2 separate regions of the Homo sapiens genome follow, and region 2 is linked to region 1. A link is an interaction called in ENCODE POLR2A ChIA-PET data of the cell type or tissue named here. Cell type or tissue: Panc1. All regions are shown on one strand. Links, peaks and the distances in the headings refer to the core of each region. The heading gives the core; the rest is flanking DNA.

Region 1 (12,522 bases), core at 2,636-10,635:
GTCGCGAGTTTGATTCCCGGGGCTGTCGGCGCGGCTCCCCGGGAGCTCCGCGTGCGGCAGGTCCCCGCCCGCCCTTCCTTCCCGAGCCCCCACCTCATCCCGGGCCCCGGGCGCGGGGGGCGTGCGGGCATCTGGGGGGCCGGGAGCGGGGCGCGCGATTAGACCGGGGGGCGCGGGCCAGCGCCGCAGGGAAGGGAGACGAGGCCTCCCGGAGCCGGCTTCGCCCGAGTCCCCTCTCCCGCCGCTCCCCCTTTTGTGTGGGCGCCCCTCCCCGCAGTGCCCGGGCCTGGGGGCGCAGGCTGGGCGGCGACGGCAGGCGGGGGCGCCTGCTGGGAGCCGAGCGCCTTTCAGGGGGAGGGGAGCTTCGCTTCCTGCCCCCCGCCGATGTCACAGGTCGGCTCAGCCTTTTTTGGTCCCTCCCGGTCCCCTGGGAGCTGTATCTCCCGTCAGCTCGGCCAGGGAAAGTTGGGAATGCGCTGTCCCCGCCCCTGCTCGCCCGCCCCGCCGGCTCCTGTGCCCCAGGCTCTGAGCTCCAAGGGGGGCTGGTGTCAGCGTTTATTCATTCCTCCCTCTTCCTTTTCTCGGTCGCGTGGTCGCCTTACACCCAGCACTGCCCTGCCCATTTCTTTTCCCCTTAAAAAAAGTTTTAGCTCTAAGAAACGTACACTGAAATTAAATTCCTGAGACGGAATGTGTTTTAAGGGGAGGGAGGGTTTAGATTTTCCTTTTTTTGGTGGAGTAGTGGAGTAGAAGATGAGGGGACTCCCTGGGAGTTTAGAAACAAGATGCCCTGGAGGCGATAGAGGATACAAGAAGACCATCCACCGTGCTCCCCACCTGATCCGCAGTCAGCGTCTTGTAGCGAGAGGAATGAGCCTTCCCTGGGTGATCCCGCAGCACCTGAGCCACCTGGCCCAGGAGAAAGGACTCAGGGAGATGTACTGGGCCTTTCACCCCTTTTCTTTATAGCCAGCTGTGCCTGAAGGAGGTGAGGGACCCCAGGAATTCTCTCACGGAGGAAGTCATCTCACCATGTGGTTGGGCCCCTGCTGGATCAAGTGTGAAGCTGGGTCCTCTCTGTTGTTGGGGGTCAGTGCCACTGGTACCTCAGTTTGAATATGGTGCCATCTCTGGGATGGAGAGGTGCTGCTGGGAGAAACCTGGCTCGGGTCTCCAGGAAGCTGGAGCGTGTGCAGCAGGGCTGGGTGTGAAACCCGCTGTCCACTTTCTGCAGCTGGAAGGGCCAGGACAAGGGAAACAGGATACTGCTACCGACCTGGGCACATCCTTGAATAGAAGAGAGACCCTGGACAGCGAGGATGGCCCAGGGATGTTGATATGACTAGGGCTGTATCCCCAGCTCCTGGGCCAGGCCAACTAGGGCCAGAGGTTGGAGTCATGGGCCCCTTTGAGAATCTGGTGAAAGCTCTAACTCCTCTCCTTCCAAAATGCATGTGTGTAGGGAGACACCTGTATTCAACACCAGACGGTTAATATACCCCCTTGGAACCAGGACCTCCATTGAGACCTCTGCCCTAGAGTTACTGGTCTGACCTGGGCCATCAGAACAGTTGTCACCTTTTTGGCTGGTCAGTGAATAATCCCAGGGTTCAAAGAGCAGACTGCTTCTAAGGTCTTTTCTCATGACCTCCCTATGCAACTTTGGGCTTGTGGCCATGGAGACCTGGAGTGTCTGGACAGATCCCAGCTCCCTACAGCTAGCTAGAGGATGGGGGCAGATGAGGTGGCCCTTTTCCAGGGGCTCATTTTGCTGTCTGTGTGGTGGGAAGGCCCTGGGCACTGGACTAGGCCCACTGGTCTATTGAATTAGAGGTAAATAAAGGGATTTGGGTGGAGGTGGATATTCTGGTGTTTCAGCTGGGTGTGAGATCCAGGCCTTTAAGAGCTCCAGCTTGTTCTTGGGGAAATGGGGTTGAGGTGCTTTAGTAGAGAGTGTTAAGTGTGAAAGACGACTCTTAAGGAGGTCTTGGGGCAGAATTGTCCAAGGCTATGATCTGGGTGTTGTCGGTTCCTTAGATCCCTTTGGACTCTTGAAGGCAAGTGGGGGCCAGAGGGCTGCTGTCACTATCCCCAGTGCAGCCCCAGGCCAGAGGAGGCCTGGCCTGCCTTTCCTTTCTTGGCTCACTGGGTCCTGGGCTGCTGCATAGGTGTTTGTGGCATCTACACTTGCTAGGGATCTGGAAGAGCTTTAGGACGATCTGCCATTTGTGACTTCTCTACCTTGGGACTGAGAAGACTTCCTTAGGCTCAAGTCCCCCACAGAGAGCTGTAGGGGATTTTTCTTTGTTTAACTAGAGAGCACAGTGTTTGGCATATGGCAGCACTCACACTGGTATTCTTCCTTTAGAGCTTCCTACATTTGCTCTGGTAATAAGCAGCAGAGGCAGGAGTATTCTAGAGCCTTGGGGCACAGGAAGCTGGGTGTCTGACAGGGGTCACCTCTGACTATCCAAGGTGAGCTGGAGGAGGTGGTGCTTCTGTGTTGCTGGCTCTTGCACTTACAGGAAGCAAGAGCTATAAAGGGCATTGGAGGCCGGATGCGGTGGCTCATGCCTGTAATCCCACCACTCTGGGAGGCCGAGGGGGGTGGATCACCTGAGGTCAGGAGTTTAAGACTAGTCTGGCCAACATGGTGAAACCCCGTCTCTACTAAAAATACAAAAATTTGCTGGGTGTGGTGGCGTGTGCCTGTAATCCCAGCTACTCAGGAGACTGAGGCAGGAGAATTGCTTGAACCTGGGAGGTGGAGGTTGCAGTGAGCCGAAGTTGTGCCATTGCACTCCAACCTGGATGACAAGAGCAAAACTTTGTCTCCAAAAAAAAAACATAAATAAATAAATAAAATAAAATAAAATAAAATAAAATGAAGGGCATTGGAGACCCTAAAGCGCTGTGGTCCAGTGGTCCTTGACTTGGGAATTGAAAGTGTCTTGGTGGCATGCAAAGTCCTTGTTGCAGTGACTGAGGATTCACCTTCCCCAGTGGCCATGACTTCTCAGTCATGCTGTGGCCCTGGCTACCATGGGTTGGTGAGTTCAGGATGCTAGCTGTGTTGGCTCACTCAGTGTTTCTCTGATCCCCTTGGCTTCCAGGCTCCCAGAACCTCTGATGTGTCAGCGCATTATCACAGACTCTTGATGATGCAGCTAAATGTCTTATCTTTAAAGCAGGTCATAAATGATAAATGTGATAACAGTCCTTGTAAATATAAACTCCCTTCTTATAAATGTGACCATTTCATTTGCATTGTGGCAGCACCAAGGGTCTTTGAGGAATTCTTGGTAAGATAAAAATGTTTAGGCTGGGCGTGGTGGCTCCTGCCTGTAATCCCAGCACTTTGGGAGGCTGAGGCGGGTGGATCACCTGAGGTCAGGAGTTCGAGACCAGCCTGGCCAACATGGTGAAACCTATCTCTACTAAAAATACAAAAAATTAGCCGGGCATGGTGGTGCGTACTTGTAACCCCAGCTACTTGGGAGGCTGAGGCAGGAGAATCATTTGAACTCGGGAGGCGGAGGTTGCAGTGAGCTGAGATTGCACCACTGGACTCTAGCCTGGACAACAGAGTGAGACTCTGTCTCAAAAAAAAAAAAGTTCCAACTCCACTGGCTTAACTTCCACCCCCAGGAAGCAACTGAGTTATTTTGTGCACATTTTCATCATAGCTTAGTTGTTTAGAGTGTAAGATCTGAAGTTAGGCATCTCCAGGTAGAATCCCAGCTCTCCATCTTACTCTAAGACTTTGTAAGTGCCAGAGTTTCCTATATTTAGAAAGAGTTAAAAGAGATCTCATGTGTATGCCAGACAAAGAGGAAGTGTTCATTACATCGAAGCTATTATTATTATTGCCATTTCTGCACAGCGGTACACAAATTCTGAGGCTCATTATTAAGGAAAATCTTTGGTAAAAACTGTAGAGGCTGAGGGTGGATTTTGGAAGAGTGGGAGGGGGTGGGGTGAGGCTCTTGAATGATGAGCAGAGAGGACCGCACAGTGGAGGCGGGGGTGGGGAGACTGAAATGTCATGGGTGACAGCTAAGCATATTTGGGGGCAGAATGACTCAGCATCTGTAGCCCTGCTGTGGAACCAACTCTTTTTCCTTTTCTTTGGAGAATTTGCCCTGTAAGCTGGGGGAGGGGTGAGGAGGCATAACCAGTGAGAAGGGTTGAATGGCATAAAGTTAATACTAACATTGGTCCAGAGGAACAGGGCAGAGTTCCCTGGAGGAAGGGAACCTAGTCAGGAGATCGGGGCAGGCCCAATAGGCAGTCAAGAGTGCAAGCTCACAGGGTGCAGTGGCTCACGCCTGTAATCCCAGCACTTTGGGAGGCCGAGGCGGGCGGATCACCTGAGGTCAGGAGTTCGAGACCAGCCTGGCCAACGTGGTGAAACCCTGTCTCTACTAAAAATACAAAAATTAGCCGGGCATGGTGGTGGGCGCCTGTAATCTCAGCTACCCAGGAGGCTGAGGCAGGAGAATAGCTTGAACCCAGGAGGCGGAGGTTTCAGTGAGCAGAGATCACAGCGTTACACTCCAGCCTGGGCGACAGAGCGAGACTCTGTCTCAAAAAAAAAAAAATAAATAAATAAAAAAATAAAAAAGAGGCTGGACACGGTGGCTCATATCTGTAATCCTAGCACTTTAGCAGGCTGAGGCAGGCAGATTGCCTGAGCTCAGGAGTTGAAGACCAACCTGGGCAACATGGTGAAACCCCCGTCTCTACTAAAGTACAAAAAAATTATCCAGGTTTGGCGGCAGGCGCCTGTAGTCCCAGCTACTTGGGAAGCTGAGGCAGGAGAATCGCTTGAACCCAGGAGGCAGAAGTTGCAGTGAGCCGAGATCGCGCCACTACACTCCAGCCTGGGTGACAGAGTGAGACTCTGTCTCAAAAACGAAAAGAGTGGAAGCTGTGGGGGCCAAGGGTTTCTGTGAAGGGATAGGCTTGGGAAATAATCATTGCAGCACTCACAGAGGGGTCGGACCCTTTCCAAGTACTTCACATGGATTAGCTCGTTGAATCTTCACAGGACCTATGAGATATTATACCAATTTTTCAGGTGAAGAAATAGAGACATAAGAGACATCAAGAGTTTAAATAACTTGCCCAAGATCACATGGCTAGAAAGTGGCAGAGCCAGGATTTGAATTCAGGAAGTCTGGCTGCAGGCCCACACCCTTAGAGAAACTGTCAGGGCTGGGTGTGGTAGTTCATGCCTGTAATCCTAGCACTTTGAGAGACTGAGGTTGGCAGATCACTTGAGCTCAAGAGTTCTAAACCAGCCTGGGCAACATGGTGAAACCTCATCTCTACAAAAATTAGCTAGGCGTGGTGGCATGTATCTGTAGTCCCAGCTACTCAGGAGGCGTAGGTGGGAGGATCGCTTGAGCCTGGGAGGCCGAGGTTGCAGTGAGCTGAAATTGCACCACTGCACTCCAGCCTGGGTGTCAGAGCAAGACCCTACCTCAAAAAAAAAAAAAAAAAAAAAAAAAAGTATGTCAGAGACACCCCTACTGAGCTCGGGGGTGGTCGTGGTGGGGGAGGGTGGAGCTGGGGGGGTTGTGGGATTTGTGTCCTGCTTGAAGGGCTGCCAGTGCAATGTCCAGGCATCGTTGGAACATGCCTGGAGGGTTCAGCTTAACAGAGTCTGCTGAGAACCACTGGCCAAGTGCCAGATACTCTGCTGGGGCCCATCCTGGAGCACAAAGGTCATCAAGCCATGGCCCCTGCCTTCAAGATGCCTCCTGTCTAGTAAGGGAGACAAACATGTTAGCCTGGAATTTCAGTTTCTGTGGCAAGTGCTGCGATAAGACAAAGCACTGAGGAAGGGGGCACTTTGCCAGCCAGAAGAGGAGTTGGGGCAGGGAAGGCTTCCTGGAGGAGGGGCCGCTTGAGCTGAGTGAGGACAAGATAAAGTGGCTGCTGCCTCCTGGGCTTTTGATCTGGCATGGGAGCACATTGTTCTCCCCCTTGGTGAACTCTGAGTAGAGCTAAGTAGCGGTGTGGGTTTCAGAGAAGGGTCAGGTTTTCTGGATTCTGTAGCACCCTTGCCAGGGTGAGGCAGGAACTGGGCAGTGTGGTCAGCTTTCCTGATGCCTTTGTGGTTTTTAACAGCTGAGAAACACTGCCACCTCTTGTAATGCCTGCAGTGAACATGGTGAAGAAGACATAAAAGTCCCTTAAGAGTCATTGCTCAGAACACAGTGATTCACTCTTGTCTCTCTGCACTTAGAACCAGAGGCAAATGAATTTAAACTACAGAGGGAGGATTCAAGTAAGGTATGAGGAAGACATTCCAGATAGGATGTGAGATGTAAGAAAAGTGACTCATAGGCACAGAGGGGAATGGCCTCCCCTGAAGGTCTTCAGAAATGGGAACAAGTTTCATTTGTCTTTGTGGTTTAAGAGGTTTCATCTGGAGACAGGAAGATGAAGTAGAGGCCCCTAGAGGTCCATGTCAGCTCGGTGATCGGAGGATAAAAGGAGCTGGAATTTTTGAGCTAGAAGATTACTTAAATTTGGCCTAACCCCTCCTTTGACTGTTGGAGTGATTGAAGAATGCCCGATAACACTGAGCAGCTCATCCATGAATGAGTGAGCCAAGGCACAAACAGAGTCTGCCCAACAGCTCTGGGCCAGGTGACCCTGGCCCGCAATGTTCCTGGTCAGCATCACCCGGGGGTGCTCACTGGGAGGGACCTACAGCTCTCGGGGATGGAGTCCAAGCCGTGTGAGGAGAGCTCAGGAAACCTGGAAGTAGTGGAGCATTTGTCTTGGTATTGGAATACAGAAAGCATCAGCCCCCATACACACAGTGTTTCTGAGAATGGCACTCTCAGTTGGAGCTAGTGGGTTATCTCCTAGATGCACCTAGAAGAGTTTTAGGCATATATATGAGGCCCTCAGTAAACTTTGTTGGATGAATGAGTAAATAACAGATAATCCAAGACTTAATTTCTCTTTGACCATACCCTTGTTAGGCCAGTGCACTTAACCCTTCTTATTCTGTTTTGCTTAAGCTGACAGTAGGCTTTTTTTCATAATACTGCCTAGCCACAAAGAAAGCTGCCCACAAGTATGCTGGGGGCAAGGGTAAGAAGAGAAAACACAGTTTAGGATCCTTCTCAACATTTATACTTCTTTGAAGGATCATCAAGGCCTGACATTATGTTCAGTCATAATGGCTTTTGCTTTTTTTCTTTTGTATTGTTCCAAGCACAAAAGTGTTTTTATTTTTTATTATTTATTTATTTATGAGACAGGGTCTTGCTCTTTCACCCAGGCTGGAGTGCAGTGTGGTGTGATCTCAGCTCACTGCAACCTCTGCCTCCCAGTTTCAAATGATTCTTGTGTCTCAGCCTCCCGAGAAGCTGGGATTACAGACATACGCCATCACAAACAGCTAATTTTTTTGTGTTTTTAGTAAAGATGGAGTTTCACCATGTTGGCCTGGCTGGTCTCGAACTCCTGAGCTCAAGAGATCCACTCGCCTTAGCCTCCCAAAGTACTGGGATTACAGGTGTGAGCCACCGTGCCTGGCTCGAGCACAAAAGTAAAACGCTTCGTTTTTCAAATTTACGAAAAACATGTAGTATAACAGTCTCAGCCACATTACAGCAAGATGGTTACAGGGATCTCAGAAGAGAACAAAGCTTGCTCTTGGAAGATAATCTGATTAAGAGTGAACCAAATATGAACGGATGCTGGACAATGAGTTTAAAAATAATACCGGGTGGTGAACTTTAGCTCACGGGGTGAACTGAAATAGACTTGTGCAAATAAGAGAGAAGTAGCAGCAGCAAACACGACGGCAAGAACTTTTGCTTCCTCCTCTAATCCCATGATTCCCTATTCATTAAGAAAGTATTTGATGTTAGGAGGGCACTGCAAAGCTTTTTTTTTTTTTTTTTCTCCTGGTGACCAGCAAGCTGGATTTGGAGCTCTGTTAAGGGGAAGCCTCTCTGTGGTCATGTAGGGTGATCAGGCTCCTGAAATGATTTCACTTTGCTCTGGTCTGAGATTAGTTTCGGTTTCAGGCTGTACCCACAGCTGGGAGAGAGCTAGTGAGCTCCAGGGAGGGTCAGCTGGGGGAGTTTCACCATTGGCTGTGTCAGCCAATGGCAAGGTGTGTGAACAGGGAACTCCTGTGTTGAGCAGAGAGAGGAAGAAGATGCGTCCGAGATGGAGTTGGGGAAGGCAGCACTTGCGTGTTTGTGTGTCCAGAGACCGGGCTGGTGATGATGAGCAGGAGGGAGCGTATGAAGATATCAGATGTGCAAAGGACAAAACCCCCACCCAATTACAGGACCACTGAGCCTCGAGCTAGGGAAGTCTTAAAACAGATTGCCTGGGCCGGGTGGATTTTCCCTGAGCAGGTGTACACCTGAAAGGAAAGCAAGTGTGAGCATGCCACAGAGTCAACATACATCTTGTACTGGCATTCTTAAGATCAGCCTCTACGGTGCAGCATTTTCTTGCATATGAGTTTCCTTTAAAAAAAAAAAAGTCAAATTAAAGTTTGAGAACTGATAGTTGCGAACTTGCAGACCTTTGCATGTTGGTGGATCCTTTGAGAACTTCAAGCTGTCATTTTTCCTGAGACGGCTTGAGGCCAGTCTGGTTGGTTCACAGGACATCATTACCCTAGAAAATCAGCAGTTTTCCTCCCCTGACTGGTTCTGGGTGAGGCATACACAGATGTTTCCTTCCCTCAGCAGTACTAGAGCATCATTACATTTTATTTCTCAAAGTTATAAATTCATTTTATTTTGAAAAGAGAGAATCACTGAATTTTACAGCTGGAAAGGATTCTGAAGACTGCTTGCTTGGTTGGCTCCTGGAGGAATCTGAGGTTGTGGGTCGTTAAGTGCTTTGAAAAGACCAATGGTATGTAATTAAGAATACTGAATCAGAATGCCTGTGCTTCATCCCAGCCTCTGCTAGTTGCTGCTGTGTTCTTGGGGCAAGTTACTCAATCTCTCTGAGTCTTAGTTTCCTGATCCATACAGTGGGAGTAATAATATTACCAAATGGTTTTTTGGTGTTTTTTTTTTATTTTTTATTTTTGAGGTGGAGTCTTGCTCTGTCACCCACAGCCTCCACCCGCCCGGGTTCAAGTAATTCTCCTGTCTCAGCCTCCTGAGTAGCTGGGATTACAGGCGCCCTCCATTACCCCATGCCCAGCTAATTTTTGTATTTTTAGTAGAGACAGTGTTTCACCATGTTGGCCAGGCTGGTCTTGAACTCCTGACCTCAACTGATCCGCCCACCTCAGCCTCCCAAAGTGCTGGGATTATAGGTATGAGCCACCACGCCCGGCCAAAATATTACATAATGATTGTTAATTACTACCAAATACTTATTAAGCCCCTAGCACAATGTTTTGCATATTGTAAGTCCTCATTAAATGTTAGCTGCTGCTGTTATTGTTATTATTTTCATTTTGTGAAATCACACAGCTACTTAGTGGTAAAGCCAGGGCTACAATGTTAAATTCTTTTTATTCCAATTCTTTTCAGCATGGCCATAAGGAGATTTCACCACATTCTGGAAATATGGGAAAACCTTTACAAAAATGTTTATGCGGATGTCTTTGCATGAATGTTCATAATACAGCTAGAAGAAATGGGCTTAACCTATTTATTAGATATAGTTAGACTTTGGGCATGGGGGCATATGTCTACCAAAGAATTTGTTTCCACAAATATTATTTACTAGTGTTTAAAGGTTTCCTGAATGCTAGATTGGTTGCCTCTGCTGGAAGATTGGGGTGTTTTTAGATGTTTTCATTGAAGAGTTCTTCTCAAGTTGGAAACATCCATTTCAATGAGTTGTGGTGGCAAAGCAGGCTTTTGTGCGTAATGGAAATATTTCTGTAGCCTGGCTGCTATTTATCAAGGGTGAAGACAGTGCAGATGTTTTGAAAAAAATATATAGGCTTGGCAGAAGTCCATGTGTCTTAGGCCATGCCTACACAAATCCATTCCCAAATGATCCGTACTGACCTTTAGCAAATCGATGACAGCCTCGGAGCCTCCCAAGGGAGCCGTTTTTGTCTGAAACATTGTTGAGGCCAGTGTGACCCCTGGCCTTGCATGGTCCTTGACACCTCTGATGGGGCGACACCCTCTCCCTAAGGCAGCTTTGGTGTGTTTTCGTGGAATATGAAGACGAATGGAAATGAATTTTGTTTGGTGAATCTTGAAAGATTCCTGGAGATACTGTCGCTCTGTAGAGATTGAAATCTGTTCTTGATGCTGATCCGTGGGACTTCTCAAATCTCCATGCCTGAAGGAGACAGTGTGTTAAAGTGTGAAATGTGTGAGTGTGCAAAGGAGTTGATGACTGGAGTTCCAGTCTTAGCTCTGCCATGTGTGGGCTGTGTCATTCTGAGCAGGTCACTTAGTTTGTTAATTTATAGTTTTCTTGAGGCTAATCTATTATTATACTCCACAACAACACATGGCTATTGACTACATATGTTAAATAGAGCTGGTAAGAATAATCTCTGTGGCACAAGATTCTTGTAATAGTCTAATAATGGCTAATGGCCAGGCGCAGTGGCTCACGCCTGTAATCCCAGCACTTTGGGAGGCCAAGGCGGGCAGATCACCTGAGGTCGGGAGTTCGAGACCAGCCTGACCAATATGGAGAAACCCTGTCTCTACTAAAAATACAAAATTAGCCGGGCGTGGTGGCGCATGCCTGTAATCCCAGCTACGCAGGAGGCTGAGGCAGGAGAATCACTTGAACCTGGGAGGCAGAGGTTGCAGTGAGCCGAGATCGCACCATTGCACACCAGCCTGTGCAACAAGAGCGAAGCTCCGTCTCAAAAAAAAAAAAAAAAATATATATATATAAAAAAATAAATAATAATAACTAACATTTATTGCATGCTTACTGCATATGCCAGTAAGCTTTCTAAGCATCTTGGGAATATTAATTTATGTAATCAATCCTAGATGAGACAGTAGTATCATCACTTTATGCAGGAGGAGACCGAGGCACAGAGAGGTTAAGTTAACTTGCGTAAGGTCACACTGCTAGTTAGCTGAGGAGGCAGGATCTGAGCTCCAAAGCCAGGAGGCTGAGTCCATAGATGTATTTACAATATTGTAGCGTTAGGATTCTTATTCTTTGACTGTTACTGTTCTTGTTTGACAGTCCCAGGGAGGGATAAACTGAGCCTAGAGGTAGATTAAGTGTACAGATCACAGTCTTGGAAACAATGAGGGATGGAATATATGAGAGTTTTTTTTGGAGTTCTGGGGAAACAGCTGTTTCTAAGTGTGGGGCAGAGCTGAGGAGATCTGGCAGAGATAGAGAAGGATTTTTTTTGGGGTGGATTTTTACTATCTGCTTTGAGGGTTGCATGTATGTGGATTTAAGAGCCACGTGACTCTTTCCCCTCCTATCCCATTTTATTTGGGAACTTATCTTTAAATTCCAACTCACCTCTCCCCCTGGCAGCCTTAGAAACTTAGAAAACTGCCATGGATGGTGAATTCTTGAGACATGAAAGGAAAGGTGAAGGGTGGGGTTCTTAGTGGAATTTCTTCCTTGTGGTAGCATTTCTATTAAATGCATATGGGGAATGAGCCACAGCGTGGCTTATGTTTGGTGGAGAGAGGGATGGGAACTCGGGTGACTTCCCTTTTTCTCATGAGCTGATTTAATAAGAGAATGAATCATCCTATGAGCTTTAATTCTGGAAAAGAAAGAAAGGAGAGGCAAATGAGTGAGATGGCATTTGACTGAAGCCAGAAGCCTTCCATGTCAGTCTCCTAGGGCGGGCACTAGGCTGGCACCCAGGGCCTTGGCGGTTCGTGCTAGTGGTGAGTTCCCTCCAGGGGCTTTGGGAAGGGCTCCCAGCTTCCGGTCACTGCCACTGTCACCATCAGCCCTCTCATCCTGGTAAGGCTCTGGAACCTAAGGCCTTGAAGGGAAAAGAATAGGGAGGCATGTCGTTAAAAATAGACTACTGGTAAAATTCACATATAGCAGTGATCATTTTTGTTTTTGTTTTGTTTTGAGACAGAGTCTCACTCCGTCACCCAGGCTGGAGTGCAGTGGCGCGATCTCGGCTCACTGCAAGCTCCGCCTCCTGGGTTCATGCCATTCTCCTGCCTCAGCCTCCCGAGTAGCTGGGACTACAGGCACCTGCCACCACGCCTGGCTAATTTTTTGTATTTTTAGTAGAGACGGGGTTTCACCGTGTTAGCCAGGATGATCTCGATCTCCTGACCTCGTGATCCACCCGCCTCGGCCTCCCAAAGTGCTGGGATTACAGGCGTGAGCCACAGCGCCCGGCAGCAGTGATTATTTTGAAGACATTAACATAAAAATTCATCTCATAAAACTAGACAATTTGGCCGGGTGTGGTGGCTCACGCCTGTAATACCAGCACTTTGGGAGACCAAGGCGGGTGGATCACCTGAGGTCAGGAGTTCAAGACCAGCCTGGCCAACATGGTGAAAGCCCATCTCTAGTAACAGTACAAAA
Region 2 (11,534 bases), core at 2,320-10,319, 400 kb before region 1:
CTGGTTGTAGGGCCCATGGGGGACCAAGGTCGGGGAAAGAGGGCGGAATGGGGCTGTGGGACAGTAAAGAGAAAAGTTAAGTCTCAGAACTCAGAGGTGGCAGGGGGAGTGAGAAGCCGAAGGAGGCCATCGTTTACCTCGTAGGATCGCGGACAGGTCTTGCAGCTGAGGGCAGGGGCGGTCTTACATGCCTTTGAATCCTCAGCTCTTAGACGTTCGGTGAACTTACGTTGGAGCCGAAAGACACTGGGAGTCAGAGGCGGGTGGGGATCCGCTGCTGAGTGAGTAGTCGGAAAGGATGCCTGACCCTGAGTAGACTAGAGAAAGGAATAGATAAAACGGAATTGGGAACGAGAGAGGAAGGAGTGGGAGGGTGGGACTTAGGAATGAAGCTTTGAGAGTAGTAGGTGGGGAACCTTAGGATACACAGTCAACATAGGGAAACAAGAAATTGAGCAGGTCGAAGTATTGAGAAAGCTACTTTTTCTCTTGGTCTTGTTCATGCTTATCTCTCCTTTTCCTTTATTTTTCTTTCACTCCCAGACTATAGACCAGTTTGAATATGATGGTTGTGACAATTGTGATGCATATCTACAAATGAAGGGTAACCGAGAGATGGTATATGACTGCACTAGCTCTTCCTTTGATGGGTAAGCCGCTTCAGTTTCCATCATTCACTTCTGCATTACCCAACCTGCACCCAGAGAAGTAAATGCAGGGCAAGTGTTAATCCTAGTTGGGCCCAGCCATTCGTTTTTGGGGGTTATTTTGTGTGGGTTTTTTTTTTTTTTTTTTTTTTTGAATCAGGGTTTTGCTCTGTGGCTCAGGCTGGAGTGCAGTGGCATGATCATAGCTCACTGCAGCGTGGAATGATCCTCTGACTTCAACCTCCCAGAGTGCTGGGATTATAGGTGTAAGCCACTGTGTCCAGCCTCAACAGTTATTTTGGGACATACTAGTGCTATGCATCTAATACAGTGACCACTATCCACGTGTAGCTACTGAGCACTTGAAATGTGTCTAGTCCAAATTAAGACATGCTTTTAAGTATAAAATATACCCCAGATTTCAAAGACTTAACATGAGAAGAAAGAATGTAATCTTAATAATGTTTGTTAAATGCATGAAAATTTTTTTTGAAAATGAAGGGAAGGGAGGTGTAGTAATGGTAGATCATTGCCCAAAAGCTGTTGCTTTTTTTTTTTTTTTTTTTTTGGACAGACTTTTCGCCCTTGCCACTCATGCTGGAGTGCAATGGTGCAGTCTCGGCTCACTGCAACCTCTGCCTCCTGGGTTCAAGCAATTCTCCTGCCTCAGCCTCTTGAGTAGCTGGGATTACAGGCACCCACCACCACTCCCAGCTAATTTTTATATCTTTAGTAGAGACGGGGTTTCACCATGTTGGCCAGGCTGGTCTCAAACTCCTGACCTCAGGTGATCTGCCCACCTCGGCCTCTCATAGTGCTGGGATTACAAGTATGAGTCACCATGCCCGGCCCATTTTAGCCATTTTACTTATTTATTTATTTATTTATTTATTTGAGATGGAGTCTCGCTCTGTCGCCCAGGCTGGAGTGCAGTGGCGCAATCTCGGCTCACTGCAACCTCCGCCTCCCAGGTTCAAGCAGTTCTCTGCCTCAGCCTCCTGAGTAGCTGGGATTACAGGCACCTGCCACCATACCCAGCTAATTTTTGTATTTTTAGTAGAGACGGGGTTTCACCATGTTGGTCAGACTGGTCTTGAACTGCTGACCTCGTGATCCACCCGCCTCGGCCTCCCAAAGTGCTGGGATTACAGGAGTGAGCCACAGCGCCCGGCTGCAATGGCACGATCTCAGCTCACTGCAACCTCCGCCTCCTACCTCAGCCTCCTGAGTAGCTGGGATTACAGGCGCCCACCACCACGCCCAGCTAATTTTTGTACTTTTTTTAGTAGAGACAGGGTTTTGCCATGCTGGCCAGGCTGGTCTCGAACTCCTGACCTCAGGTGATCCTCCCGTCTCAGCCTCACAAAGTGCTGGGATTACAGGCATGAGCCACTGTGCCCGGTCGCCATTTCTAAATACACAATTCAGTGGCATTAGTGCATACTCACTGTTGTGCAACCGTCACCACCATCCATCTCCAGAACTTTTTTCATCTGTACCCATTAAACACTAGCTCCTCGTTCTCTCCTCCCTCCTGTCCCTGACAACCACCATGCTTTGTCTCTATGAATTTGGCCACCTTAGGCACCCTTAGGTACCTATGGGCTCATTCAGTAGCATTTTTTAGCTTCTTTCACCAACATAATGTCTTCAAGGTTCATTCATATTGTAGTATGCAACAGAATTTCCCTCCTCTTTTGAGCTGAATAATATTCCCTTGTATGTGTATAGCATGTTCTGCTGCCCATTCATTCATCAATGATATCTTGGGTTGTTTCTCCCTTTTGGCTATTTGTGAATAATACTGCTGTGAACATTGGTATACAAATATGTGTTCAAGTCCCTGCTTTTCATTATTTTCAGTACAGATGCACCTCAACTTCCGAGGAGTTACAACCTAATAAGCCCATCATAAGTTGAAAATATAAGCCAAAAGTGCATTTAACACACCCAACCTACTGAATATAATAAGTTAGCCTACTTCAAATGTGCTCAGAACGCTTATGTTACTGTGGCTGACCAGAAGCTGTGGCTCATGGCTGCTGCGCAGCATCATGACAGAATATTGTACTGAATTGCTAGCCTGGAAAAGAACAAAATTTAAAATTTGAAAACGATTTCTATTGAATGCATGTCACTTTTGCAAAATCATAAATTTGAAAAATCATAAGTTGAACTAAGGTAAGTCAGGGATCATCTGTATATCCACAAGTGAAATTGCTAGATCATATGATAGTTCAGTGTTTAATTTTTTGAGGAACTGTCATACTGTTTAGCAACTGCACCATTTTCCATTCCCACCAACAGTGCCCAAAGGTTCTAATTTCTCCCCATCCTCACCAACACTTAATTATTTATTAATAATAGCCATCCTGATGGGTGTGACTTTGGTGTCCCATTTCCCCCAATGAATGGTGATGTTGAGCCTCTTAGGTGCTTATAGCCATTTGTATATCTTTGGAGAAATGCCTATTCAAGGCCTTTGCTCATTTTTGACTTCAGTTTGGTTTTTTTGTTGTTAGGTTGTAGGAATTATTTGTATAATTCTAGTGCATATTAGGTCTTAAAGAGTGGGCAAATTAAAGATCGGAAGAGGGCTAGATGACCTCAACCAGAATTGGAAGAGGTAGTACTTTCCTCTTAAGGCAAGAAGTTTGGGATTTTTGAGGAAGTTGAGGTGAGAGAGAGAGAGAACATTCCAAATAAAGGGAGTGACTAGAGCAAAGGCTTAGGATGGGAAAAACCAGGATGTTTTTGGAGAACAGTGGGAATTCTGTTTAGGTTAAATCATAAGGTTGGGCTGTAGGGACCCTAAGGCTAAAAAGATAGATTGCAAAGGACAGAGAAGAATATACTTGTGGTCAGGAGGATGGCCTGCATACATGCCTATCTCCCATCAGGCTGCAGGGCTGGGGGCTAGTGTTCTGCTTGTCACCCCTGGAGGTAGGGTCGGTTCCACTTAACAGCGCATGGCTGAGAATGTAGGATTTGGATGGGAAGGGAATCTTCTCAAATAAGAATCCAAGATTGTTACTGAGAGAAGAGGGGAGGCATATTGAGGCAGTCAACAAATGTCAGTGCTTACACCCACACAATAGGCAGTCAGTAAGCATTTGATTGAATGCGTTGAATGACAAAAATGCTTACCCATCTTGCTCAAGCAGCATCTTCTAGCCCTTGAATAGCCTTACCATTCCTCTGGAATCACAGCTACCTGGGAAGGACTATTAGGATAATGAGGAGAGCTAATGCTTATTTAGCACCTACTCTGTGCTAGTCTTTGTGCTAGGTGTTTTTCATGTATTATCTCAACCTTTGAGTCTCAGCTTACTGATGAGGTTCTGAGAAGGGAACCCCACATGTATAGGTCATTAGAGGGGTCCCCATATGTATAGGTCATTAAGAGGAAAAGTTTAGCCAAGTTGAACTCCTTTCTAGTAGGAGGATCCGTTGTTTTCACTCACCCTCCTCTTTGCACTAGGCCCTAGACCCCTTGTAGTTGTGTTAGTTGTAACTATTGGACCCCTTGTCCTAAAGCCGTCTCATTTTCTAGGGAATGTTAGGCTAAGGATGTTTGTGAGCTGAGTGAGATAATCTTTTGGGGATGGAAACTGACCTGTGGCTGGCCGGCCAAGGACATAAGAATGAAGAACTTTTGTCAGTCCTAGCTTTGAGTCAGCCTCATCCCAACATCAGAAGGCAGTTTTGCCAGCTTTCCAGTGGAGACTCGGTACTTGGCTTTTTCCTAGATTCCTCTCTCAGAATTGAGCTCAGGCCCAGGGAGGCTCAGGCTGACTCTCCATTTCTTTTCCCTCCCTAGAATCATTGCGATGATGAGTCCAGAGGACAGCTGGGTCTCCAAGTGGCAGCGAGTCAGTAAGTGTTGGCCTGTCTCCTTTTGGCTTAGTTGTAGTGTTGTTACTGTTCCTCAGGTCCATTAGGGAGTCTCAAATCAGCAAGATGAGTGACCTCAGGGTGGGAAAGATCGGGTTGTAGGAAACACAGGGAAGCAGTGTCCTGTGCCTTGTCATTTAACACTTGTAGCCAAAAGAGGGAATAGCTCTTCTCTTGGAGTTGCATCACTTCTTTAGCTTAAGCTTCCATTTGATCTTGAGTCTTAACTAACTTCACTGTAATCTTGTATCTTTTTTCTTCTCTCTCAGGTAACTTTAAGCCAGGTGTATATGCGGTGTCAGTCACTGGTCGCCTGCCCCAAGGTAATAATAATCATAACAGCCAATGTTCATTTACTGTAAAGCTCTGTGGAAGTTTTTTTATCTGAATTAATGCCAATTCTCACATTCTATGAGGTTCAGCATTTTACAGATGGGGGGAACCAGGCACAGAGAGGTTAAATCACTTGCTGGAGGTCACCAGGTAGTAAATGAGGAGCCAGGATTGGAATCCAGGCATTCTGGCTCCAGAATTTTTGCTGTTTCTGTTTTTTATTTTTTTTAGAGACAAGGTCTCACTATGTTGCCCAGGCTGGACTCTAACTCCTGGGCTCATGTGCTCCTCCCACCTCTGCCTCCTGAGTAGCTGGGACTACAGGTGCTTGGCTTAGAACCTTTGCTTTTGATGACTACATGTATCCCTCTTTTTCTTCTCATTCTTACCGAATACCTGCCTGGGTCTTCACTAGTAATGAGTCAACTAAGCAGGACCTTTTTTTTTTTTTTTTTTTTTGAGACAGAGTCTCTGTCACCCAGGCTGAAGTATAGTGGCATTATCAGAGCTCACTGCAGCCTTGAACTCATGGATTCAAGGGATCCTCCCGCCTCAGCCTCCCAAATAGCTGGCACTACAGGTGCAAGCCACTACACCTGGCTAATTTTTAAAATTTTTTTGTAGAGATGGGGCCTTGCTCTGTAGCCCAGGCTAGTCTTGAACTCCTGACCTCAAGTGATCCACCTTGACCTCCCAAAGTGCTGAGATTGCAGGCATGAGCCACCGTGCCTGGCCAAGCAGACGATTGATAAGTAGTCTAGGAACTCCAGTTTGCTTATAGTACCCCCCTCAAGGTGGCAGCTGAGTGGCCTATCTTACCCTTCTGAATCTTACCTCACAGAACTGTTTCTTTTCCTGCTTCAGGAATCGTGCGGGAGCTGAAAAGTCGAGGAGTGGCCTACAAATCCAGAGACACAGCTATAAAGACCTAGCAAGATGCAAGGCTGCCAGCATCTTTGCTCTCCACCTCCTGCCTCTGCTTATTTCTTGTTCTGGAACTAAATGAACAGAACTTCAAATACTTCCTACCCTCCAATTCAGACTCAGCTGACTGTTGAGAGAGCAGCACATCATTTTATCATTTTATCTTCTTTGGACTACAGGTGGGGTGGGAGGGATTTGGGTTGGTGGATTAACAGATGGAATTGAGGAGAGAGTAGGATGCTGATTTTCCTACCCGTGGCCCAGGTCTGTGCCTTCCCCATGCCAAGGACTCTAGGTCAAATGTCAATAAATATGAACCTCGAGAAAGTTCTGAAGGCCATGACACCTGCCTTGCCTCCCTCTTCCATTCTCTTAGGCACAGTAATAGCTTATTTGCCCTATAAGAACCTTCCCAGAGCAGCAGAGGCCCTTCTACTCCCTCTTGACTGTCTCAGCCTCTGGGATTGCAGCCTTTGTAGTGTGCTTCCTTGCTTCCTATCGGAGGGTGCTGATCCAGAGGCTCAGTAACCCCATCAACTTGGTGGCCCTGGTGTCTCACACTTGTATCCTTCTGCCCTCGAGACCTGGCACAGCAGTATCCCTTGAAGAAATCCTGAGGCTTTGTAGAGTGCTCCTTGACCATGTTTAATAATTCTTCCCTCCCCTGCTTGTCTATTTTCTTCTCTTCACGGCTCTTCCTATACCTTAGGCCAGTCTCAAGCACTCACTGGAGACCCTTGGGCCTTGGGCGACCATTGAGTCCTAGTCTCCCTTGTTTGTGCCCCTGTAGGAGGTAGGTCCTTTTCTCCTCCGGCCTAGTAGGGGACCTTGGGTAACATCCCATTTTTCGGCCAAGGTGAGTTGTTTTAGGATAAAAAAATTTACCACAAATTCTCATTTAAATTTCCACAGAAATCCTGTTCGTATCCCCATTTTGATTTCCCTAAGTTCCTTGTTCTCCCTCTAAAAAGAGAATGATTGCACCCTGCCTGTTTACCTCAGGATTGTTGTGATTGTAGAAACGAAGCTATGTGAAAATTATATAAGTATTATAAAGGTGAAATACTTTTGCTCTCCTTTTTGGGCCATTTTTCAATACATAGAATATGTGCACAATCAGCCAAAATAGTAGGGGAAATGCTGAGAACCACAACTGCAGGGTGAGCTGTGCTGTGCTAGGGCAGAGCTGCCTGTGCTAGGGCTTTGTGTCTCAGCCACCTGGTGTTGCTCTTGAGTTGATTTTGCTTGTTACCTGTGGCCTGGAGAGTGTGGGAAGGAGGAGAGATGCGACCTGACTCTGATTAGTTTGTCTACTCCCCTTCCTTGTCCTCACATAGGCCTATGGGAGGGAAACTGGGACTGGCCGGGCTGCTCATGTCCACTATGGTCTTCAAACCAAAACCATTTTCTCTGGTGCCTTCAAGCTCTGAGGGAATGGTCAGATAACCCCAACTCCAAACTGAGTTTCTCAAGGATTTCCCCAGCCCAGCAAACAGAAAGCTCCGTGGGTGGTGATTTCTGTTCAATTTCAACCTGAAAGCAACCCTGCCAGGCTAGAGCTTACGTCCTGGATGGAAGAAGTGCGTTTCAGCAAGTGCCCAGGCTGTGCAGCCAACACCCAACTTTCACTAGCTTCTCAAAAAGTCCCTTGGAAAGCCCCAGCTGCTGTCCTGGGTGTCTGACCCGGACGTGGCTGCTTGGTGAGAATGGAAACAGTTGTGGGGAGGGGAGGCAAGAGGAGCTTGCACAAATAACCACATTCAGGCTGCCTCAGCCCTACACTGAACTGGGCCCTAACTGACAGTCTCACAGGAAGCAAAAGACATAGCATAGGCATTGATGCTTGTGGGGGAAGGGTGGCCTGTTTTCCTTCCTGGACTCTACAGACTGTGCCAAGTGGGCTCTCCCCGGGAGCTGCTGCTGAATTAGCTTTCTTGCTTTCTCTGGTACTTGAACATGCAGGTGGTGCCACTCAGCAACCCAGACAGGCAGAAAGGTGCTGGAGTCCCATCCTCTACTGGGAACCCAAAGAAACTAAGACAAGGACTTGGTTCACAGCTCCCTGGGAGTGGGCGGTCCTGGTACTGCTGCCCTGCTTTCCATGGCTATGAGGGCAGCCATGAGAGCTATGTCCTGCCCCATTGGCCCATTGTGTCTGTCAGAGTTTCAGTCCCGTCCTGGCTGCCGAAGTTCTGAGTGCATAGCATCTTAAGATCTCTCCTTGTCTTGCTCAGTAGTTTGGCTTCTCTCCTGAAGAGCAAGCCTCCTCCCTAGCTCAACAAGGACAGATGCAAGTCAGACAGAGACTAGGAATAGTAGCCAGGCTGCCTTCCCCTTGCCTGCCCTTGCCTCATTCCCTGCTTCCTCCCTGCCACATACTGTGGAATTAGGGTCTCCCAGAACACTGAGGAGCTCAGTGGCAGTGCATTGATAATGCAGCCTCCAGCTCAAGAAAGGACTGGTAGCTGATAGAGCAAGGGTCAGGATGGTCTGGTCTTGGAGGGGAGCAGTTTCACCAGGGTTGGGAACTGAGGCTTTGCTCTTGGTGTGGCTTCTGCCTTGTTACTCCTAGTCTGTCTGCAGCCTGCTACTTGATCCTCAGGTCCCCTCCCTGACATCTGGTCTCTATGAAAGAGGCAGGTAGGTCATGTTTAAGAACAGACTAATAATAACTTTGTCTGGAAGTCTGGTTCATGTTTAGTATCAGTAAAGCCTTTCATGTAAATATTTTTACAGTTGACAAAGGTGCTGGGTGCTGTGGCTCATGCCTCTAATCCCAGCACCTTGGGGAGGTCAAAGCGGGCAGATCACTTTGAACCCAGGAGTGTAAGACCAACCTGGGCAACATGGCAAAAGCCCATCTCTACAAAAAATTAGCTAGGCATGGTGGTGTACACCTGTAGTCCCAGCTACTTGGGAGGCTGAGGTGGGAGGATCCCTTGAGTCTGGGAGTTTGAGGCTGCAGTGAGCCGTGATGGCGCCACTGCACTCCAGCCTGGGGGACAGAGTGAGACCGTGTCTCAGAAAACAACAAAACAAACCCAAATACAGTTGACAAAGGGCTTTCATATCCAGTATCTCATTTGATTCTCACAGAAACCCTGGAACTAGTTAACATCCTTATTTGGTGATGAGGAGACTGAGACTCAAAGAGTTAAAGTGTCTTGACTGGGCACGGTGGCTTATGCCTGTAATCCCAGCACTTTGGGAGGCCAAGGTGGGTGGATCATGAGATCAGGAGTTCAAGACCAGCCTGGCCAAGATGGTGAAACCCCGTCTCTACTAAAAATATAAAAAGTTAGCCAGGTGTGGTGGCGGGCGCCTGTAATCCCAGCTACATGGGAGGCTGAGGCAGGAGAAGTGCTTGAACTCGGGAGGCGGAGGTTGCAGTGAGCCAAGATCGTGCCACTGCACTCCAGCTAGGGTGACAGAGCAAGACTCTGTCTCGGGGTGGGGAAGAAAAGAGTTAAAAGTGTTTTAGCCATAATCAAGTAGTGGAGCCTCAGCTCAAGAAATATAATGTCCACACTAAGTTTAGGGCTACTAACTGTTTGTGACATAGTTGTCCACAAACACAGCAAGTTTTTTTCCCTCCATAAGTGTTCAACAGAACCAGTGTGAGGCATTAGCTTTCTTCTGAGTGAAGTTATTACAACACATTGTCCCTACACGTTGAGCCCACCAACCACTCTAATCCCACCACTCTAGTCCCTAAGTCTAAAATTAGCCAAAGAGATGGAGGCAGTGGGGCAATGGCCCAGGGAGGGGATCCTTGGGATTTACTCAAGGATTCCTGTGCAGAGCATTGGGAAACCAGTCTAGCCCTTCATGAGTTACCCCTGGCTGCATCTTCTATTCCACTCCAGCAGCTCTTACGCACCTGCTGACCTGTGTGCCCCACACCTCCCAACCTCTCTTTTTCCTCCTCACCTCCCTCAATCTGCAGACTGATGATGGCACCGTCACACCCCACTGGAACACTGAGACTTGTGCGATGAAAATACATGTATCTAACTAAGGGCAGAGTCCTGGCCCTGCTGCCTCCACCAGCCACCAACCCTGTGACTTTCCCAAGTCACCTCTAAAATGAAGTTTCTTGTCTAGGAAGTGCAGTTGACAAAACTATGATGTTAAGGGCAGGATCGTGGTTAGCTGTGATAGGTGGTGGTGGAGGAGGGCATGAGAAGCACCTAAGGTGCTGGTTATATTTTGTTTCTTTCTTTCCTTCCTTCCTTCCTTCCTTTTTCTTTCTTTTCTTTCTCCCTTCCTTCCCTTTCTTTCTTTCTTTTATTTTCTTTCACTTTTTTTTTTTTTTTTTGAGACAGGGTCTCACTTTGTCACCCAGACTGCAGTGCAGTGGCATGATCATGGCTCACTGCAGCCTCAACCTCCTGGGCTCAGTTGATCCTCCCACCTCAGTGCCTCAAGTAGCGGGGTCTACAGGCATCCACCACCACATCCAGCTAATTTTTATATTTTGGTAGAGACGGGGTTTTGTCATGCTGCCCAGGCTGGTCTCGAACTCCTGGGCTCAAGCCATCCACCCACCTCGGCCTCCCAAACTGCTGGGACTACAGGCATGAGCCACTGCGTCCGGCCTTTTATCTTGATCTTGATGCTAGTTATGTAGGTCAGTTCACTTTCTGGAAATATATTGTTATATACTTAGGATTTGTTCACTGTTATACTTCAAATAAAAAGTTTGCTTTGGCTGGGTGTGGTGGCTCACGCCTGTAATCCCAGCATTTTGGGAGGCTGAGGCAGGTGGATTGCTTGAGCTCAGAAGTTTGAGATCAGCCTGTGCAAAGGGCGATGCCCTGTCTCTACTAAAAATTTTTTTAAAATTAGCTGGGCGTGGTGGCACACGCCTGTAGTCCCAACTACTTGGGAGGCTGAGGCAGGAGGATCACTTGAGCCCAGGAGGTCACGGGTGCAGTGAGTCCCAGTTGTGCCACTGCACTCTAGCCTGGGCAACAGAGCAAGACCCTGTCTCAAAAAAAAAAAAAAAAAAATCAAATACAATAATTTAGGCAAAAGCAATTTGAGAGTTGTAAACTATGTAAGGAATTGTCATTATCCAAGGTTGCCTATCTCTAGGTAAGTTCTAGATAGGTGTGACAAGAATTTCATCCTTCCAGCATTGTTGGGTAATGGTAATAGGTGTTCCACCACATATATCATACATAAATACATCAAAACTGAATCAAAACAGAAACATTTTCCTTCAAGCACCAGGGCTTTTTTTTTTTTTTTTTTTTTCCAAAGACAGGGTCTTGTTCTGTTTCCCAGGCAGGAGCGCAGTGGCACGATTGTAGCTCACTGAAGCCTCCAGCTCCTGGGCTCAATCAATCCTCTCACTTCAGCTCCTAGAGTATCTAACAATACAGGTGCGCACCACTCCACCCAGCTCATTTTGGGGGTATTTTTGGTATTTTTTGTAGAGACAGGGTTTCAAATTCCTGGCCTCAAGTGTTCCTTCGGCCTCAGCCTCCTAAAAGGCTAGGATTATATGCGTGAGCCACTGTGCCTGGCCAAGGTTTTTTTAAAATTTTAATCTTTATGTTCTCGTTTTTTATAAGATAAAGTTTGGTTTGGGTTTTTTTTTTGTTTTTTTGTTTGTTTTTCTGTGGTTCTTTTTTTTTAGACAGGGTCTCACTATGTTGCCTAGACTGGCCTTGAATTCCTGGGCTCAAGAGATTCTCCCGCTTCAGCCTCACAAGTAGCTGGGACTACAGG

What was found. ChIA-PET counts read pairs that join two places held together with the same protein. Peaks named below come from ENCODE experiments on the same cell type or tissue, not always from the same donor. Only the 100,000 strongest peaks of a DNase experiment are listed, where the experiment ranks them.
Region 2: POLR2A ChIA-PET joins it to region 1 with 11 read pairs; 4 of 35 experiments call an interaction of 5 or more read pairs at or near these places.

What each region holds. Positions count from the first base shown.
Region 1 is chr17:57,942,557-57,955,078 of GRCh38, reverse strand. The region is part of intron 1 of CUEDC1 (CUE domain containing 1); the gene reads left to right. Among named protein-coding and RNA genes, the nearest start is that of CUEDC1, 6.6 kb to the left of the region's middle. RefSeq lists enhancers at 2,101-2,602, 7,977-8,271 and silencers at 6,037-6,331, 7,922-8,021. In Panc1, for the core only: no CTCF peak of the experiment used is centred there; a DNase peak (open chromatin) is centred at 6,252; H3K4me3 peaks cover 2,503 bases; H3K27ac peaks cover 7,603 bases.
Region 2 is chr17:58,340,518-58,352,051 of GRCh38, reverse strand. It overlaps SUPT4H1 (SPT4 homolog, DSIF elongation factor subunit), which reads left to right. Exons shown (of 5, transcript NM_003168.3): 2 at 544-650; 3 at 4,468-4,523; 4 at 4,811-4,864; 5 at 5,739-6,874. The coding sequence ends at 5,806. It overlaps TSPOAP1-AS1 (TSPOAP1, SUPT4H1 and RNF43 antisense RNA 1), which reads right to left. Exons shown (of 5, transcript NR_038410.1): 4 at 138-308; 5 at 1-53. Among named protein-coding and RNA genes, the nearest start is that of SUPT4H1, 5.9 kb to the left of the region's middle. RefSeq lists a silencer at 168-277 and an enhancer at 7,305-7,834. In Panc1, for the core only: no CTCF peak of the experiment used is centred there; no DNase peak of the experiment used is centred there.